2 separate regions of the Homo sapiens genome follow, and region 2 is linked to region 1. Evidence: chromatin loops called from intact Hi-C (ENCODE). Cell type or tissue: sigmoid colon. All regions are shown on one strand. Links, peaks and the distances in the headings refer to the core of each region. The heading gives the core; the rest is flanking DNA. Region 1 holds the start of NR2F2-AS1 (NR2F2 antisense RNA 1). Region 2 overlaps NR2F2-AS1 (NR2F2 antisense RNA 1).

The links. Peaks named below come from ENCODE experiments on the same cell type or tissue, not always from the same donor. Only the 100,000 strongest peaks of a DNase experiment are listed, where the experiment ranks them.
Region 2: it touches region 1 in a loop (3.0-fold over the local background); 11 of 110 quality-filtered maps call a loop at or near these places.

Annotation. Positions count from the first base shown.
Region 1 is chr15:96,322,365-96,327,736 of GRCh38, forward strand. NR2F2-AS1 (NR2F2 antisense RNA 1) reads right to left here and starts at 4,754. Exons shown (of 5, transcript NR_125738.1): 1 at 4,592-4,754. It also overlaps a transcript of NR2F2 not described here. In sigmoid colon, for the core only: a CTCF peak has its summit at 5,024 (motif pointing right); DNase peaks (open chromatin) are centred at 537, 617, 2,407 and 4,517; H3K4me3 peaks cover 4,244 bases; H3K27ac peaks cover 3,116 bases.
Region 2 is chr15:96,179,921-96,185,292 of GRCh38, forward strand. All of the region lies in intron 3 of NR2F2-AS1 (NR2F2 antisense RNA 1), which reads right to left. All of the region lies in intron 1 of LOC112268156 (a long non-coding RNA gene), which reads left to right. Among named protein-coding and RNA genes, the nearest start is that of NR2F2-AS1, 140 kb to the right of the region's middle. RefSeq lists enhancers at 321-821, 3,128-3,629. In sigmoid colon, for the core only: no CTCF peak of the experiment used is centred there; DNase peaks (open chromatin) are centred at 2,041 and 2,331; H3K27ac peaks cover 232 bases.

The sequences.
Region 1 (5,372 bases), core at 120-5,119:
CCCCTCTCGGCCTCGCCAAATCCCTGAAAGCCCAGTCCCCCTTCGTCACCCCGGGGGCTTCTAATCACTCGGTATCGATTTCCCTAACTCTTTTCATCCTGTTGAAGACACATCTTAAAACACTCCAGCCCGGAGTGTGCTCTGGGCTTTATCCACACTAATAAAATGATTTACCCTTCTCTCCGCGCTCTCCTCACAGAGGAAAATCGTTCGAGCCCCGGCTATTTGTGTGTGATCAGTAAATATTTAGTGCGCTGACATCCTTAGCTGGGCTTCGGATCGATTCGGGGCCCACCGGGAGGTGCGCACGGTCCGGGCGGGGCCGCGCCGAGCTCGCCGAGGGGGCTCCTCCCGCCCTCGCCGCCGGCCGCTGATTTACGGCCCCTGCAACCAGCTAAGGGGGGCGAAAGCGCGCCTGGAAAATTGGCTTTTCAACCTTTTACTTTTGACATTCAGCCACTTCCCCAGGCTCTAATTCTCGCCCGCACTCCTCCCTCCCGCCCTACTAAGGGTTGCCCTGTGCGCCCTGCGAGCCCTTCCAGCAGCAACGCGCGGCGCTCGCGCCCCCTCGGCCCGGGGACCACCTATCACAGCCCTGAGCCGCGACGCGGGGAGGCCCCGGCCCCTGCTATGGGGGTCGCCTCCTTCGAGGAGAGATGCTCTCCGCCCGCCCACACCTCTGAGGGAGGAGAGGGGGTGGAGAAGCCCAGAGCTGCATCTGCTGGATGACGAGCCGCTCTCCCTGCTACCCTTTCTCCGACCCGTCGGCCTTTCTCCTACTCTGGAGACTGATCCTCGACGTCCATCGGGCCGGATGGCGTCGGGTGGAAGCGTTACTTTCCTCGCAGAAAAACTCCTCCTCTTTCCTAAGATCAGAAAAAGCGCTTAGCTTGGAATTGTTAGGTGGAGGCCTCCTGCCCTGATAGTGGCTGTGAGAGGGCTGCGGCCGTGACACCGTCTGTGTCCCCTGGCCCTCCTGGCCTTCCCCGGGCGCAGACGATTTCATTATTGCAGGGCCGCACCGTGGACCTGGAGTAGGGCACTGCGGGGTCCCGCTGCGTCCTACGGGAGCGCTACCTCGGTCTGCTACGTTGCCCGAGTAAGATGTGAGGAATCCCGACCCTCGGACTCCACTACTCTTGGGCCGGGGCTTCGGGCCTGAAAGTCTCCGGCAATGTCGCCCACCTGTTAGCGAGCTTGTTCCCCTCTCACCTGGGGCCCGGGCCTTTGCAATTCCCCTGGGGCCCAAGAAGGAAGGGGCATGACCTTGCTGGGTCTAGGCACCTCTCCAAAATGCTAGCGCCCTCTCCTTTGTCCTACACATGATTTTCTAAACAACCTTATCTGCAGACTATATCTTTATACTAATGCATACTTAATTGGTCCGTCTTGACTGTCCATATAAAACAATTTAATTAGGGTGCTTTCTTGCTTTGGAGAGCAAAGAAAAAAAAAAAAAAAACCCTGCCCAGTGCTTATTGTATTTAGCACCAATACAGGCAGAAAATGTAGCACAAGTTTTTGGTTGAAAGAGCACCTCTGTGCCCATTGAAGGGCGTTGATCCGAAAAGACAGAAAGGACAAGTAAAATCGATTTGAAGCGACCCTCTCTGTCCCTTTCACACCATTCAGAAACTCCATTCCTTCTAAGACAAAGACCAGCGCCTTGGGAATTCTCAGGGAAAAAGAGGACTCTAGTCCCACAAGCCTAGGGCACTTTTTTAAAAAAAAATCCTCAATATTTCACTTAAAACCCACACTTGATGCTGTGCCCCCCAAGTATGGGTTCCACAGATGCCCCCTCCAAAGTGCCAAGCTGCAAGGCTGACAAACCCCCTTTCCCCTGCCTGTTTGGCCTTGTAGCCAGGCCAGGACAGCCGTTTAGGGTTAGTGCAGCCCTCACCTTTGACCTCCTAGATCCGAGTGGCTGCCAGCACTACAACTTTGGCCAAAGTTAAAAGAAAACCACAACAAAAAATTTTTTCTGCTCCCAAACCCAGGGAAACCAGTTCTGGTTCAGCCGCCTGAGCCACCTTACCCAATAGCAACCTCCATCCCTAACTTTTTTTTCTTCTTCTTTTGCAATGAACTGCCTGAGCCATCTCTGAAGGAGGGAATTGAAGTTGTCAGGGCTCCACGGCTGGGTTGTGGGTGGGGGTGAGTTTCTTGGTCTAACTGGTCCTCCATTAGGAACCCCCGAATGCCAGGTTATCCCACTGGTGCCCGAGCTGGGGAAGGCAGTCATCTATCAGAACTGGCAGGAAAGGGAGAAGGGAGAGGAATGAGATGGGCAGGGAGGGGAGAGAAAAGGCCAGGCTGTGATCATCTTCACCTGCCCTGAGTCCAGCCTTCCTGTTCAACTATTCCTCGACCTTCGGCTGGGGATGAAGGGGGCGGGGGCGAAAGGGAGGGGGCACCCCCGAGTTACACAAGTGGCCTCCTTCTACTAAGAGAATGAGTTCACCTCCTCCCCAGAGGAGCCTCACCATCCATCCACTCAGTATAACTGATGAGACAAACCGCAAGGAAAAACTTCTGTAGCCCATATTTATGGTATTAATGAATAGTTAAAAAAGATTTACACTTCTTATGATCAATATTCTGAGTTATTTTGCTCAAAGTATATAATTACAGTGTCTTCAGAGTTTTCATCATTGTTTGAGGTGGCAAAACCATTTGTAATTTTCATTAGCCAGTAAACATGTAATTAACATTCAGCACTGTGTTTAACTTAATTCCTGTTTAAGACAAGGACAAGAAGCAGCCGAAGAGCGTTAGTTCCATTTGTCAAGTCTGACATACATCTTACCATAACAGTTTCCTAAAATAAAAGATCCGTGTTTCCCCATTATTCTTCTCTTAAAACAAAACAAAACAAAAATCCATTAGTTAAGACAGTATTAAACTGTGAGAGGCAGCATAGTTTATATTCAATTTTCACTAGTTACCGTATTCTTGCTTCCTTTATTCGTTTTGGGGAGTAGAGAAAGGGAGGGGGTGAATGAAGCATTCATTATCTGAAGGCATGGAATGGGGAACCCCTCCCCCCAAAAGAAATAGATTTCCTCCTCAGGAAAGTTCTAGAATAAGGACCGGAAAGGGGGGAGGCAGAAATCCACAGGGGAGAGGGGGAAAAATCACTTGGGGAGACTTGAGTTAAAAGTAGAAAATGAGGATTCCAAAGGATTCCTAGGAAAAATGTTGCCCTCTTGTCTCAAGTTCTATCTTTGATCCAGGACGAGGGAAGCCTGTCTGCCAGTCTGCGAGGCTGATGCTTTTTCCCCCTCCTCTTCCACCTCTGTTTTTTCCCAACTTGCTTTAGGATTAGCCTCCATCTCTCTCGACCCCAAACAGTGGAATTTGGCTGTGCCTTGGGTCGTCTTGCTTTGCAATATCGCCTATAGTTGTTGGCGGTTTTCTGCTGAGGCTGAGCCGTTTGCTCCAGCCTCCGACTAAACTCATTAAGTTGGGAGATTTTTTTCAATTGGACGGGTGTTTTTAAAGTCTCGTCTTTCCAGCCCCAAACAAGGTGTAACAACGCACTCTTCCTTCTAAGGAATGAGATGAGAGACAAGGATCACTCCAGACATCTCCTACCTACGGTTTGGGGTTTTTTTTCTTAAAGGCGAGGCTTGCATTCCTCAGCAGCTATGTACAAAGCTCCCTGAAACCTTGTCTCTCTAAAGTTAGTGTGCAGGGTTTTCCAAGGCTGAGAGAGCCTAATACATGGGGAAGCACTTCCTTGAGGTGGAAGATCTCTCCCTTCACCTTTCCTCTTTTTCCCTGCAGGCTAGTGCCTACTTTTTATCAGTTTGCACAATCGCTTAGATAAACACCGAGGAGGAGATTCTCTTTAATTATCAAAGACACATCTTTTCAGGGGGCCAACAAAGCATTTATTTCACCCGCCAAACTAAAGGAGAGTTATTCCAGTTTAGGAGGAAGATGCAAGCGGTTTGGGACCTTGAACAAGGCAAATATGGTTTTGGTATGTTTACTTACAGTATTTTTTCTCTCTCTCTTTCCTTTCTCACTTTTCTGCTTGTGCTGTGTGGGGTTGGGGATGACTTGGGGCTTTTCAAAATATCGGTTTGCTAACGTGTATGAAATGCCGAGGACTGTGGTTTAAGGGGTTCGGGGAAGGGGGGATCAGAGTCAATTCAATGCATTGCCATATTTTATTACATGTGTGTGGTAGGAGAGATGGTGGAGGGGGAGGGGGGAAAATACAATTGCAAAGCTGCCAAAATATGATTAAACCGAAGCGTTAAGACTGCGGAGCCTCCTATCTCCTCGTCCTGTCTCCTCAAACTCATTTCCTTCCACAGAGCAAACTAAAAACCAGTCCTATAAAGCGTGGTTTTGCAAGCAGCAGATGACTCGGTTTTCTAGCAAAGGAGCTGCTAGGCTCGCACTAAGTATCAGAATTTACTGTTCGCTTTGCCTCTGCGCTTCATTTTGCAACCTTGTGCAACTGACAGCCAGGCAGGCAGGGAGGGAGAAAAGCCTAGCCCGGCGCCCTCGGCCACGGTTCGGGTAGGCGAGCGCTCGGTTAAGCTAGGAGGAGAATCGCGACGAGAAGGGTACTCACCATCGGGCGGGGCGGTGGAGCTGGCGTGCGGATTTCAGGCAAACGTTTACCTTTTTGCTGTCTATTGCAACCGCGCCGGGCTGACTTAAGAAGCAATTCTGTGCTCTGTCCAGAACATTCAAGGAGCGGTTCCTCATTTTTAAAAAGCCAGCGAGAGAGACGACAGAGACAGAGAGAAAGAAAAAGAGAGGAGGGGGTGAGGGGGACGCACATAAACCCAGTTCAAAAAAAAAAAAAAATCACCTCTTCGCCAGTGACTCGGGAAACGCAGAGGTGGCGAGATCCGAGTACGGTCCAACCAAGCCAGAGCCAATTAATTTTAAATCCTGAAGAATTATTCAGATTAAAATGTACAGAAGTTTCGTTCTCCTATGCCTACGTGAGTCCAAAGTCGTTTCCCTTTAAGAGCTCCTTTTCTTTTAAAGTTGAATTTTAGGCAGCGAGGACTCTTACACTAGGGGGCAGACAGATACTGTACTTGCTCTAATCTTAAGCAATTTTTTCCCTCCCAGCATATGCTCTGATTTAGCACTGTAAATTTTTCAGAGGACCTAACTCTGACAGCCCCTGGTGATTTTCAAAGTACCACAAGCCAGTGGTTAAAAATTGCATTGACTTGGAAGTTCAGAGGGACACAATGGAAGCCCCTTTCCCTATTCATGGAGCTCCAGTGTGGTGGAAGAGAAAAACACACACGGACTAGATTGAGGGAAAGGAGGAATTCAATGAATCCTGGAGGACGGAACTGGTTTCTACTGAGTTCAGAGTTAAACTCGGCATT
Region 2 (5,372 bases), core at 66-5,065, 140 kb before region 1:
CTCCCGACCTCAGGTGATCCACCCGCCTCTGAGATTACAGGTGTGAGCCACCATGCCCAGCCCCTCATCTTTAAAATGGGGTGACTTCTGTAGTGAGTGAGGCCACTAAGGAAGGTCACTGTGATGATTATGAGTCCAAAGGAGTGAGATCTTAGCCCACATGGTTATTAGCCCTGCCTCTTTGCCCCTGCCTCGGTTTTCTTCCTTGGTTCCTCCATTCTCCATTTCTCACTGTTGTCTCTCTCTTCCTGTCACCCCACGGTGGTGCAAGCTGGTGCTCCCTGCACATCCAGTAAAATGTCAGGGGAAAAGTTCAGCCGTTGCAGCCTCCCGAGGGGCTGCTCTCCTTGGGCTGCTGCTGGCTGTGTGGCTCCTCCTTCCTCCCCTGGATTCTTTCCTGGCATCCTCCCGTGTTTTCACTGTCTTTCTGATTAGAGAGTATGTCAGTGGGGCAGGATAATTTACTGATATATTAATTTGTGTTTTTATCTCAGCGTTTGCCCTCTGCTCTACAAAGGAAGTCAGGCCTCTCTGTGCCCCTGCCTCGAGGGAGGTTTGTTTTAAAAGTCCAAAGCCAAGACACCTGGCTTTTGTTTCCCCAAAGCTCAAGCTGTGGGAGGAGATAATGCCAGCAGGGAGGAAGAGGGGAGAAGCTCGAGGCCTTTGAGAGGAGGGAGAGAGAGAGGCAGGGAGACAGAGAGAGATTTTGATAGATGGAAAGGGGGCGAAGGCCAGAGAAGCAGGCCACTTACAGACAAGCCACAATCCATGGCAGCCCCTGCAGAAGCGGCTGCCTCTCAGAGAGGATGAGCGTGGACCACTGGCCCCTAATCCCAGGCTGACAGATGCAGCAAATGCGCCACCCAAAGTTCCCAGCACCCAACACGCTTGTGGGCAGCACAGCCACAAGAGGGAAGCTCAGGTAGGTGGGGACAGTGGCAAGCAGAAGAGAGAAGAGACAGGGACAGCTAGAACCGTAAATCAGAACATCTAATGTTTGCTGCCCACTCAGAACGTGCTAAGCACCATTCTAGGATCTTGGCAAATATTAGAATGGTCACTCCTGAAGACAACCCTCCATCCCCACATTCACAGCAGAGGAAACAGAGGAACACAGAAGTAAATTTTCCAAGATCACACAACTGGGACATGGTAAAACCAGATACATAGAAATATTGAGAGACCACCAATTTATTGCAAAATGCTAAGAACGAAATACTGCATAGGCCAAAAAATAATACAGAAACTGAAAACACAAACCCCTCTGAGTGCCACTGGAAGAAAACTGCAGCAAGGCCTGGACTCTTTCTAGGCTTCACTAGCTCTGTAAGTGCTATTCCATTGTATTTTGATCATGGAAGTATTATCTTTCTTCAGATAAATCAGAGGTGTGTATGTTCAGAGCATAAGGAATAGCCTGGGATTTCCCAGTTCCCCTTTCAGTTATCTGGCTTCCTAATTTACCCTGTGAACACTACCTGACCTTGCTACATCTTATTTACCTTTCTCATCTGTAAAATGGGTGTAGGGAATCACCTAGGCTAGCATTTATGATCACTGAGTACCTGTTCCATAATTAGGAGCTGTTATTATCATTGGCATCCCCATGTCCAGTCCTGCTTAGTCTTAGAGCCTACCCAGCACCTAGGCTGCCTTTACTATCTCTGCAGGTCAGACACAGTGCTGGGTGCTGAGTCCTGTCTCTCAATGCCTCCCCCGTCTAGTTGGAGGAGAGAACCATGAGCAGATCTTTAGTGTAATATGATAAGTGCTACAGACAGAATAATCCCAGTATCCCACAGGGGCCCAGGATGAGGCCCCTAGCCATACTGCAGGCTGGGAATGAGGGCAGATTTCCTGCAGAAGTTAACGGCCTGAGTCTTCACAAACAACGGTAACCTCCGCTGCCTCACAGTGGGGAGTGGGCCAGAGCCTCCCCACTCCCTCTTCCAGCCCTCAAAAATGGCTCTTGAGCCTGAACACACTCCTAACACCGCCCCAGCAGCTAATTTGAGAGTTCTGAGCTACGCCTAACTTGCATCATTCTGGGCCACAGACCAAGCCAGCAGCGAAGAAGCCAAGAGCGTTCAGGGCTGCCGACGCATTCCATAAACCCAAATTTCCAGTGTTGCCTTGAGTAAGATGTATACAGGAAATTTTCCATGTGTCAATTAAGCTCATTGAGCATGTGACATAAAAAGGAAATGTAATGTGGGATTCTGATTGGCAAAGTTCAAAAGCCTGTGATTTTGATACCCAGATATAGATCTGCAAGCTATTAAGAGTACTTGACTTGCAACATCCAGAGGTTGTGAAGAAACGCCTGGCACATCAGAGGAAAAAAATGCAGCGCTGAATAGCAGTCTTGGGAAAATACTTACTTCCCAGAGTAAAATGTACACATTAAATGAGTTCAAGAAGCAACTCAACTGTTCTACTTCTCTATCATTTCAAAATCCCCTAACAGATGTTCAGTTTTCAAAGAAAATAATGTTGCATTTTGACCGTTTTCCCCTCTAGATGCCCTAGACGGATGTGAGGTTGTCATACTAACCTTGACTTTGAATTGCTTTTCAGTTCATGTCATTGTAAACTTAGCATAAAACCCCGTGCTTCCCTGGAAAGTATGTATCTTGTTGCTAGCACAATGATTGAGTCCACTTGTCTATTCCAGGACACGAGAGGATCTAACTAAGTCAGAACACCCCACGTCTAGCCCATATATCTATTTATTACCGAATTCACCGGGAAAGACAAGCTGAGTTATCACTTAGCTGAAAAAACCTGAGAGGCATTTATGTGCATGAAGTACAGCATAGACAGAACCATCAAGGCAGGCTTGAAGGAAACACATTACACACTCAGCCTACACAAATCGCCTCACCGATGCCACTGGAGCCGAATGAATGGTGCAGGCGACAAGAGCGGCCCTAGGATGCTTATCTTCTCCCCAGCCCCCATCCCAACCCTCAACGATTACGAATACAATCGTTTGTGACAGATTGCTCCCCAGTCTTCCGCCTTAAATTCTATATGATAAATTCAACATGAAGTGACAGTCACAGCAAGTGTTCAGAGCTCTATCTAAAAAAACTAATTTTACTGAAGTTAGGACTCAATGAACAAGAAAATGTGAAGGTACACCTAAGGCGGATCTCAAAACTTTAATCTCTATGAATTCCATCATGGTTATTTACAGCTGGGATGATATTAATATTTTAAAATATTTCGCTAAAGAAGCACTATGAGACTTTAAAGTTGTATTGTTATGCAAAGGTGGATAATATCTCAATGGGTCCTCCCCAGTGCTGGTATGTTAATGGGGCAAGAGAAAGAGAACAGCTGCTTTTGTTACCCAAGCAGCAGACATAACAACACTGTCCTGTGGTTAATTTCTAGGAAAACGCTCTTCTTCCTTTTTTATTATTTGGGGGTGAAAAAATGTCTTGGGCTACTATTGTCTGTTTAAATTAGGCAAATGCAATTAAGAAGAGTCAAATGTACACAGGCTCCAATGATGGGTAAAATTAAGGTCACCAGTTGCAGCCCTAATCCAGCTGCATTGCTTAATCTCAGCTTTAGCCATTACCATTGTGTGGAATGGAAATGTCTTCCTCGTGTTGGGGTTAATGTGGACTGACTGGGTAGCTGGAGATCAATCCTGCAGGCCTGCTTGAATGTGCAAGTGCTTAACACTGACATTTTGAAAAAGTAAAATTGGGTTTCATTCCCCAGGATTAGGTCAGAGTCCTTTACTTGTCCCTGCCCCTGCCCCCGACCCCGCCTCCCCAAACTAAGCAGAGAGCAGAAGAACATTTTTTCTTGCCAATTGTTTTTTTTTTTTTTTCCCCCTCAGGGATCCTTCGCATTTGCCATTTGTGTACATCTCTTGCTCATTCCAAACAGGAAAGTTCTGTTGCCTCAGAAAAAATAGCTTGTCTGAGCCCTCAGAAAAAATAGCTTGAAAAGGAACTTGTCTTCCTTTTCATATTCATAAAGGTTATATTTGTGTGGCTTGATATTATTTTACCTTGTTAAGGAGTTGTTTCAGGTACTCAGTAGATATAGAGAAAACATTTAGCATATAAAAACAAAAAGTTGACATTTACAGCCAGGAGCTAGGTACGCAATTGCAAAGGTCATCAATGAGTAAACAGATATTAATGGTTAGCCGGATAACTGGTACATAAACAGGTCACATTAATAATTAACACCAGGAAAAGCTAGCACTTCCAACCAAGCTCAGGAAAGTGGGTGCCAGAGGAACCCCCCGAAAAATATAAGAAAACCCCAGTGGTGATTTCTGATTGTTAGAGAGTGAGAAAATTACTTCTTCATTTTTACATTTCTCATATTCTCACCAAAAAACAGTTCTGAGACAGTCATGATAGGAAGTAAGTGCAAGGATGGAGGGAATTTTCTGGACGATCATTGATCTGGTAAATTGTACTTAGTCTAACATTTGTGGTTCCCTTGTTTTCCTTCCATGGCAATGGGTAAAATCACTCAGGAAATTTATTTTATCACTAACCTGCAAAGCCTCTGTAAAAGTATTTGCTTCCTCATTGAGTTATTAAGTCCATGCCTTGTTTTAAAACTTCTGCGCTAAGAGGGTTACATTTTGTACCTGCTGATTGGCATTCACCCAGTTTTTTAATGGGAAAAGGTCAAGTCCAAGCTGTAGACAGGAAGGCAAAGGTGTTGGGGATGTGGCAGGGAATCCTGGTGAGTGAAGTGGGTGCCCCAGGCACCCTGAGGAACCTGGGAGTGAATGTGCCTTAGCCCCACAGCGAGCCCCTAAGAGCCACAGCATCATATCTTTTGATTTTTTAAAGAAGCCATATTTTGTGTGAAATCTCTAGATTTATAACTCATGGGCCAAACAATACGTTATCTACTGCAGGCCACACCAGGCCAGTTTAAATCTCCTGTTTAAATTAAAAACAAATAAATAAACAAACAAAAAAGAACGCCCGAAAATTTGCCAATGAGGAGGAAAGTCTGAGTGTATCTCTACAATTTATTCAACGGTTTCTCTTCTCCTTTAAATACACAGTTCACTATAGGATTGTCCTAAAGAGAAAACTAATAAAATAAGACAATAGACTTCATAGAGAACTGGAATATCCGCAAGGACCTGAAACGGATCCTCGGAACTCCGTAGATAAAAGTCAGATGAGATACTGTTATACATGTAGCCTAATGGTTTACAGATGAATGAGTAGCACTGCTTTCAAATATAATGTGAAGAAACCAATTTTTAAATAAATGTGTAGCTTGACTATCAAGCCCACAGGAGATACTGTGACTTACCCAACCTGAAAATCAAATTATTTAAGGCTGGTCATACTAATAGCAGCCTCTAACCAACC